2 separate regions of the Mus musculus genome follow, and region 1 is linked to region 2. The links are chromatin contacts, found by POLR2A ChIA-PET in ENCODE. All regions are on one chromosome and are shown on one strand. The core of a region is the stretch at or near the end of the contact, and the rest is flanking DNA. Distances in the headings are between cores, read along the strand shown.

Region 1 (4,584 bases), core at 759-3,258, 130 kb after region 2:
ATCTAACAGCTCAATGCTAGGACCCCATCTTTGAGTAAACCCGGGCGGGGGGGAGGGGAGATAACACACATACTGTCTTGAAAAGCAGATTCTTTTGAGTTCTGACAGAGCAGGTTAGCCCATGAGATGACAGGTGTTAACTCCCTCCCCTCACCAATAGCTCCCCCCTCACCTAGACCCTTGGCTTTCTTCTTCTCCTGTGGCCTCCGATGGTCTCGGTCTCCAACTTCATCACTCGCTCGGATCTCCTCTGTTCCAGGCTCTCCCTTAGAGGTCTCCTTCTCGCCGTTGACGACTGGAATGCCTGGTTCAGGCTCCCCATTCCTGGCTGCATAGGTTCGGGACTTCTCCGTGTCTTCCGGCTCAGTGGGCTCACCCTGTGCTCCCTCCTCAGCCGGGCCTCCCTGATTGTTGTCCACACAGTATGTACTCAGGATGTCTTCCAACTGCCGGCTCAGCTCCTCAGAGACGTCACAGAGGGCCCCAGGCTGAGCTGCTTTAGCTCGAGCCCCTACAGCAGGAAAGATGAAGACACGGGATTAAAGTTCAGTGGTCATACCACTCGCTTGGATCTTCTTTAAGCCCAGATAAACACACTGGTGTGGGTTAAATGTTGTTTTATTTATTTATTCGGTTGAGTTAGGCTCTCTCTACAGGGCCCTGGCTGTCTTGGAACTTAGTATGCAGGCTGATCACAAACTCCGAGATCTGTCTGCCTCTGCCTCCTGAGTTCTGTGGACAATGGTGAGGGACACTAGGCCTGGCCTCAATTTAAGTTTTTTTAAACCCTAAGTTTGTTTAGTTATAAAACAAGTATTTCTAACACCCAAACATACTTGTTATAAAAGCCAACTGTGTAAAGCACCCCTGTGTGAGGAGCAGTTGGCATGTGGCAGACGCTGCACCTCATGAAGGACAATTACCCACCACTGGCAAGTGTTCTCTGGGAATATGACTTTGCTTACGGGGTGCTTCATTTGACTGTCTTCGTTTAAACCAGTCAGAGCATGCTCCCAAGGTTGCGCCCCACGGCTAAGAGTGGGAAGGTTCACCACCTCCCCAGGAAACAAAAGGATCACACAGAATGAGCATCGTTCATTCTATAGTTCCTTCTTCTTGGGTAAACACTGGCCTCAGAAGACAGACCAGTACCAGAAACTCCTCCCTCTGCCCACTGGAAAAGCAGAGCTGGCACACACCCTCGGTCTTCCCAGGAGCCTGGCTTGTGGAACCTTCGGCTTCCGCCCCAGGAGCTGTCTGTCTGGGTCGTCCATGGGCTCCCTCCGGTCCTGCTTCCCGTTGCCCCGGGCTGCCCTTCGAGTTGGAGTGTTTGGCAGGCCCATTCTTTTTGTCTTGGTTCTTCATTGTGATCTGCAAGGCCAGAAATGGGGCAGATCCTTTAAGGACCCAGTTGCTTTTTTTTTTCTAGACTTCAAAATTCTTCTTCACAACTAGATAAGAAATCCCCAAATCTGACGCTCGAAGCTTCAAACAGACCGGTCGGTCTTCGCCCGGGATTTCACGGTCCCATGGAAGGTTTCCGAGAAGCTGCCCCTGAGTGAGTGAGGGAAGGAAGAGGCCTCCTTTCTCCCGAATGCCACTTCTCGGCACCACACGGCTCCCTCTCGGCAGCCGGAGCGCGGGATTGGCTCAGAGCCGCAGACTGACGTGGCGGGATGCTCCAGTCCCGATCGGCTCCCCGCCCCACCAGGTCCCACGTGGGACCCCCGCGCGCGCGCGCGCACAGAAGCCACCCACACCCCACGCGCCCTCTAGACCTAGAGTACGCACGCGCAACACTGGGGCAGGCCGCCCTCCCCCCGACCCCCCGAATTAGTTGTTCCTCTACGGCCAACGCGTCCTGGGCCACAGACCCTCTGAAGAGCTCGTCCCACGTACAGCCCATAGACATACTTCACCACGGACGTCCGGCGGCGTCCTCCTCTCCGGCCGAGCACCGGAAACCTAGGTAACTGCTGCCAACAGGACCGCCCTCTCCTGCCGCAGCCAATCAACAGCAAACGCGGGCGCGGAGCTTGCTGGGAAAAAAGAAGTCAAGGCGGCTTTGGAGGCGGGAGTGGGAAAAACTACGAGCCCCTTCATGCCTCGCGGCGCCGCACAACTCCCGAGATGCAACCGAAAAGCATAGGAGCCAAATACCCTGAGGGTCCGAAATTATGTCATTGGTCGAGAGATTTTTGTCAGCCTCTTTTCTGGTACTGAAGCTATGATTGGCCTTAAACTTTGGCATTCTGGTCTTTTTTTTTTCTTTTTTTTTCATACACTCATTAGTCCTTTATAAACATGTATGACTTTCTATGATCTCTGAGAACTCGGAAGAGGGATAGAAAGGTAAACTAATTTGTTATGTGCCTGGCATTTTTTTCCCCTCTATTACAATAGAAGGTTTATAATAATTCAAACGTTTTTTCCTCGTATCCAGTAGCTTGATTCTCATAATTACTCGGATTAAGTACAAAATACTCAGTGATCTGTGAAATATACGATAGTACAGAAAAGCCTAGTTAAAATAAAACAAACTACTATTTGTTTGTTAGAGACAACATCTCGTTATATGTGGCTTTGGCAGGCCTGGAACTCCCTATGTAGATTAAATTGGCTTTGAACTCAAGAGTTTTGTCTGTCTTTGCCTCCCCATGGCTTGGACTAATGGCAAAGGCCACCAGGTAAAGGGTAAATAGTTTAAGGCTCCATCAATATTGTGTGGTTATAGCAGATTCAAAGCTGGAAGCCTGACACCAGCACCCATCCTTTAAAAATATTTCTTTGCCCCCTGAGTCAGGGTTTCTTTGTGTAGCCTAGTGTGTCCTAGAACGTAATCTTTGACTATGCTGGCTTCTAACTCAGAGCTGCCTACCAAAACCGGTTGGAACCATTCTCCGACACCACAGCTGTTCTCTGAGGCAATTTATGCCCCGCCTTCTAACCCCACCAGCTTGGCAATTACTCCCTCAGAAAGGGATTGAAGCCAGGGAGTTTGGCTTTAGGCAGGTTGGTAAACTCCCACCCTACCACCCCTGCCCCACTTTCTGCAAAGTATCAAGTGTTACTGCTTTAAAATGTTAGATTTTTCTCGTCTTTGTTCTTCATTATGATTTGCAGTGCCAGTGTAGGCTCAGAACATTAAAAAAAACCCCACAATTGTGATTTCAATTCTTTTGTTGTGTGGAGTTTGTTTTGTTTGATAAGGTCTTGCTTTATAGAGCTGGCTGGCGTGTAACTCTCTATGTAGATCAGGCTGTCCTAGAAACTCACGTGTTGAAATTACTGTTGGCTAAATGCTGCAGCCTCAAGAGGCTAGAGTCAGGCTGTGGGGTAGAGCATGTTGCAAATTGTGCTAATTGGACTTTGTTTTAGGGTTCTTAAATGATGTCTATTTTTCTGTAATAGGTCTGCCAAACAGACTCAGAGTAGAGTTCTGTCTGTTCACATGTAACTTTGAGAGACAATAAACTCAGTGACAGAGTACTTACCCGGAGTGATCAAAGCTGAAAAGAGAAAGCGTTGGCACTTGACCAGTTTACTGAGGGAACCGAATCTCAGAAAGGTTTGCGTTAAAGGTACCTGGAAACCACTGCCCTGATTGCTTCTCAGTAAACACTTGGAAATCTCTGAAGAGGTAGCATCTACATCAGGTCTTTACCAAATTCCATACAAAGAGGAAAGCGATTCTGGAGCAGTGGTTCTAAACCTTCCCAGTGCTGCAGCCCTTTAATACAGTTCCTCGTGTTGGGGTGACCTCCAACCATAGAATTATTTCTCTTGCTACTTTATAATTTTGCTACTGTTTTGAATCATACATGTCTGTTTTCTGATGGTCTTAGGCAATACTTATGAACACCCAGGTTACAAAAAAACAGGTTGCATCAGGGCAAGACTGTAATCCCAGCACTGAACAGAGTACAGAAGAGTTCTGTCTCTAACAGGCTCACTGCCTCTGGCCTCCAAATGCCTGTACATGCATGTTGGCAGTTAGGTCGCCCAGCTCCTTTAAACTCCTAGATTGGAGCAGTTCTGCCTCGACCCTGGCTGGAGAAACAGACACACCCTACTCCAGCATCTCTGTCATTCCCACTGCTAGGTACAAACTCATACCTTCCTCCCTCCACCCCCTTTATGGCAGGGTCTATACAGCTCTGACTGTCTGGGAACTATGTAGACCAGGCAGACCTTGAACTCTGAGAGATCTGCCTGCCTCTGCCTAGTGTGTGCTGGGATTAAAACCCCACCAACTGCTTGGCAGCTCCCACCTCCTCCACCCCCGCCTTGATTTAGGAATATTATGTAGCCAAAGCTGGTCTTAAACTCACTAGGAGGCGTTTTTGGTTTTTTTGGGCAGCCAATAATCTTGAGCTCCTGACATTCGTGGCTCTGCCTCCCCCAGCAAGTGCTGGGGTCCTAGGCATGTCTTACCATGCTGGCCAAAACTCAGTCTCGTAGAGCCAAAGCTTACTTTTTGACAGCAGCACTGATACTGGCTTCCACATTGTGTAGATTGTGACTGCATTCTTCTTTACGGGAGTGGTGGATTTCAAAGTCACACAGCAAAAGTTGACGTGAGAA
Region 2 (4,424 bases), core at 1,710-4,209:
GAGAACTGGGCAGATGAGAGATGTGTTAACATGGGTCTGGGGTGTGTTAACCAGCTTCACTTCCAATCCATCCCAGTCACTACTCTTTTCCCTCCATCTGGGCAGAACCCACAATTCACTGACCAAAAGCAATTTAGAAGAAGAAAGGGTTTATTTGACTTATAACCCCTAGGTCACGGTCCACAACTGAGGCAAGTCAGGGCGAGAATTCAGGCAGGGGCTTGCAGCCAAACCCACCAAAGAATGCAGCTTGCTGGCTGGCGCATGCTCAGTTAGTTTTCCTACACAAGTCAAGAGCAACTGCTTAGGGAGGGTACCACTCACAGTGGGCTGGGCTCGCACACATACTTAGCAATCAAGGAACCCTCTCTAGCCTCAGAGCAGAAGCCCAGAGACATGCCCACAGGTCAGTCTGAATTAGGCAACTCTTCAGTTGAAGTTTTCTCTACTCCAGTGACCCCTCCAGATCCTCAAGTTAACTGGGACAGTCTACCACAGTTTCCATGGTTCCCTAATGCACACAAGCCCCCCTGGGAAGAGTTTCACAAAAAATAGCCAGTCTTCAGTCTCTTCCTCAGCCTCATATACACTCAGCCCAGTTCCCAGCATACACTCACCAACAGTTACCAACATGCCGTTTCCAGGAAGGCCAAGAATTCACCCTGGAAGTCTCCAAGAGTCACCAGCTGTCACCAAAGCTCTCTAACAAAGATCAAAGATGCAGACTCACAAAACATACAGTAACAAATGTACCTACGTAGGGTCTCTCTCTCTCTTTCTCTCTCTCTCCCTCTTTCACACACACACAAAATCACAAAGTCACACAATCACAAAGCCATAAGAAGAAGTCACACACAGCAAACAGACACACAGTTGCAGACAGGCTCAGCGTCCCGGAACAATGGGTACATTGTCCGGGTTGGCAGCAGCTGGGAGAAAAGAGCCGCAGTGTGGGGGCTGCTGTACTCTGCCTCCACAGCCCCAGCAAGCTTCCCTTTCCCAGAGGTCAGATGCTGCTAGGACCTAGATTTGCTGAGACCCTGGCACCCCCACCTCAGCCTCCAGGGATGTTCAGGGAAGATGTAGAACCTTCCCTGGGACCCAGGCTCTTAGGGGCTCTAGAGCCTCGGGGTCTTTAGCCCTGGTGTTCTTCCCTCCTGGAATCTTCCCAGAGACTTGTCTCTGTCCCCACCAGGCAGTGCCTGGAGAACAGGAGCCTTGAGATCTCCTCCTAACCTCTGACCTCAACCCCCCTCCCCAAGGACTCACACACACACTCCATCTGAGTCCTGCTAGCTAGTACAGGCAGCGCCTGGCAGCACTGTGGGTCTCTTATTGTGGCTGAGACAGAGAGCAGGTCAGAACAACCATCCCTTAGTGGTAACAGGTAGAGAGAGCTGCTGTTCTGTGAGTGACCTGCAGTGGGAACACTGTGACCTTCCCTGTCCCCAAATAATTCTCTTCTTGCTTCTCACCCTCATCTGACAGCCCCATTTCTCAATAGGAAATTCCTAAGGGTTTTTTTTTTTTTTTCACCCTATGCTGCTACCGGTAGCTGCTGTTTTCTTGGGACACGTCACTTTCCTCTTCTGAGCTGGGGGTGAAATGAGAAGACAGTCCTGTAGCATCAGAGTCAGGGTGGGAATGGGCACAGGAGTAAACACAGAATGTGGACACCACCTCATCCCGCTATGGTCACATCTGTGTGCAGTTCCCTGATTTCTCAGGCCCTGGGGTTGTTTGCACCTTACAGCTTCTGGTCTCCCAGGAGGCCTCTCCTAGGACAGAGGGACATATTGGTTGAGCTGTTCAGGACATCAGCCTTTCTTTCACAACCTTCGGCTTCCTCTAGCCTGAAGCCTTTCCTATTGGGGGACAAGAGGAAGTAGCTGTACACATCGGAAAACATATATAGGCTCAGCCAAGGACTCTGGGATTCTAACTGGCCTACCTGGTCCAAAGAAGGAAACAGAGAAGGACCAGGTCTTCAAACAGGGTAGGTTTGGGGGTTTATCCCTAATAGTGTGCCACAGTTGTGGAAGAAATCCAAACGATTCCTGTCACATTCAGGAAGGGGTATTTGGAGTCTGTTGAGCCTCCCTGGCTTTATGGTACCTACCTATATGTGGAAGTCTCAGTGTATGGTCACAGACTCGAGGGGAGGGAAGCCAGGCCTAAGTCAGGTATACTTAAACATCTCTGCGCCCCAGGCTCTTTGCTTACAAAGGGGGATGAAGATGCAATGCCTTCTGGTCAAAGACACACACACACAAACACACACACACACACACACACACACACACACACACACACACACGCACACACACACACACGGCAGTGGGGAGACAGAGAGAGACAGAGACAGAGACCTGGTGATGGATTTAGGTTGTGAGGAGTAAGAGCTGCCACCAACAGACTGAGAAAACCGACTTGTTGGATCTCCATTTTGACCTGAGTTAGGTCAGCCCCCCAGGGTGGCCGCACAGCACATAGACTGACAGGGACGTGGGTGGGACTTGAATTCTGGCCTGAGGGGGCGCCGAACTCAGGGTATGTGTGTGTGTGTGGGTGTGTGTTTGTGTCCGGGCGCGTGAGTTTTGGACAAATTTCTAGAGTGTAACTCAGCACCAGCCGTCTGACGAGTCTGGACATGTGAGCCCTTCCAAGAGTTCAAGGAGCCAGTGTAGAACCAGGGACTGGGGGCCTCTCCACTGTGAAGTATGAGTTAGGCTGAAAGTGGGCTGGGGATGACTGAGTGCTTCTTCATCGACGGCCTCCTCCCAGTCCATCTCCCGGACCGACCGGGAACCTCTCTCATTTCCACACTGAACCCTACTTGCCCCTGGTCGTCCCAAGTGATGGGGGAACCAGACAGCTTGGCACTGCCCACTGCACGAGAGGAACCCGGGCCCGACCCCGCCTCCACCCCGGATTGGGTGCTCATTTAAATGTCCGGCCCCGCCCCGAGCCTCGGGCGCGTACATATAGGCGGCTCGGCGGGCGGCGGGCGGCATTCTGGCGCGGAGCGCAGCAGCAGTGGGCGCAGCTAGCGGGTCGGCTGCGGAGCGGGGGTGCAGTGCGCTTTGCCCCCCGTACCCCTCCCCCTCGGACGCAGCCCCACCCCTCTGCCCGCCGGGCCGTCCCAGCCGAACTATCCCCTGCGGCGCCAGCGCGGGGCGGCTCCGGGCGCCCCCAGCAGACCCCCATCATGGGCAGCCAGAGCTCTAAGGCTCCCCGGGGCGACGTGACCGCCGAGGAGGCAGCGGGCGCTTCCCCCGCGAAGGCCAACGGACAGGTGAGTGCGCTCGGAGCGGCGGATCCCGGCCCCCAGCCCGCCGGCCTCGCCCCCTCTGGGGCCCAGGGCCGGGGCCGCGCGCTTTGTCCGGCCCGGGACACGCGGCGCCCCCTCCCCCGCCCGGTCCCTTTGTTCTCGGCGCCGCAGCCCCCGCGGGCGAACGAGGGGAGGGGCGGGAGGGGGCGCCGGCCGGGCTCGTCGCCTTCTTTGTTCGCGCCCGGCCCGCGGGCGCTGCCCCCAGGCCGCCCCGAAGGCCGCGCGGGAACAAAGGCGCTGCTAGGCCGCACCAAGGGGGCGTCTAGGGCCGTGGGGATGGTACTCGGCGCCCAGGGCGCCCCATCTGGAGCCCCGATCCCGGCAGCCCGCGGTGGCTTTTGAAGCGGTGGGGAGCAGAGATGCGGGGAGACTCTGGGGTGGGTGGGGGCTGATCACACAAAGCGCAAGCCTGGGAAAATAGGCCGTCCAGGTGCGGGGAGGCAGCGCCCCAGGGCTGCTTCCCGCCCAGTAGTGCTGGGCAAGGCTGGCCCGCCGGCGAAGGATCCAGGCCCGGTGAGGTTCCGCGCGGAAAATAGAGAGCGCGCCCCGCGGGAGGGGGGTGGGGGCCCGAACCCCAGCGCCTCCTGCTGGCTGCGCTCGTCCCTGCGCGCCTGTGAGGGGTGAGGGTGATGTTGGATGGGAGTGAGGCCAAAGCCAGACTTGGTTGCCTTTGGATGTCGGCGGTGGCCTGCGAGGGGCCAGAAGCGGGCTGGGGGAGGGGAAGAAGGGCCCGGGCCCTCACTGCTGTCCCCTCTGCCCCGCAGGAGAATGGCCACGTGAGAAGCAATGGAGACTTAACCCCCAAGGGTGAAGGGGAGTCACCACCCGTGAACGGAACAGATGAGGCAGCTGGGGCTACTGGTGATGCCATCGAGCCAGCGCCCCCTAGCCAGGAAGCTGAGGCCAAGGGGGAGGTCGCCCCCAAGGAGACCCCCAAGAAGAAGAAGAAATTCTCTTTCAAGAAGCCTTTCAAATTGAGTGGCCTGTCCTTCAAGAGAAATCGGAAGGAGGGTGGGGGTGATTCCTCAGCCTCCTCGCCAACAGAGGAAGAGCAGGAGCAGGGCGAGATGAGCGCCTGCAGCGACGAGGGCAC

The links. ChIA-PET counts read pairs that join two places held with the same protein, here RNA polymerase II (POLR2A).
Region 1: POLR2A ChIA-PET joins it to region 2 with 15 read pairs in Patski. The contact joins the promoter of Txlna here to the promoter of Marcksl1 in region 2. POLR2A ChIA-PET finds 5 or more read pairs at or near these places in 4 of 5 experiments (Patski and embryonic stem cell).

Annotation. Positions count from the first base shown.
Region 1 is chr4:129,639,057-129,643,640 of GRCm38, forward strand. It overlaps Txlna (taxilin alpha), which reads right to left and starts at 2,009. Exons shown (of 11, transcript NM_001199695.1): 1 at 1,915-2,009; 2 at 1,200-1,371; 3 at 173-511. The coding sequence starts at 1,365.
Region 2 is chr4:129,510,622-129,515,045 of GRCm38, forward strand. It overlaps Marcksl1 (MARCKS-like 1), which reads left to right and starts at 2,960. Exons shown (of 2, transcript NM_010807.4): 1 at 2,960-3,295; 2 at 4,096-4,424. The coding sequence starts at 3,209.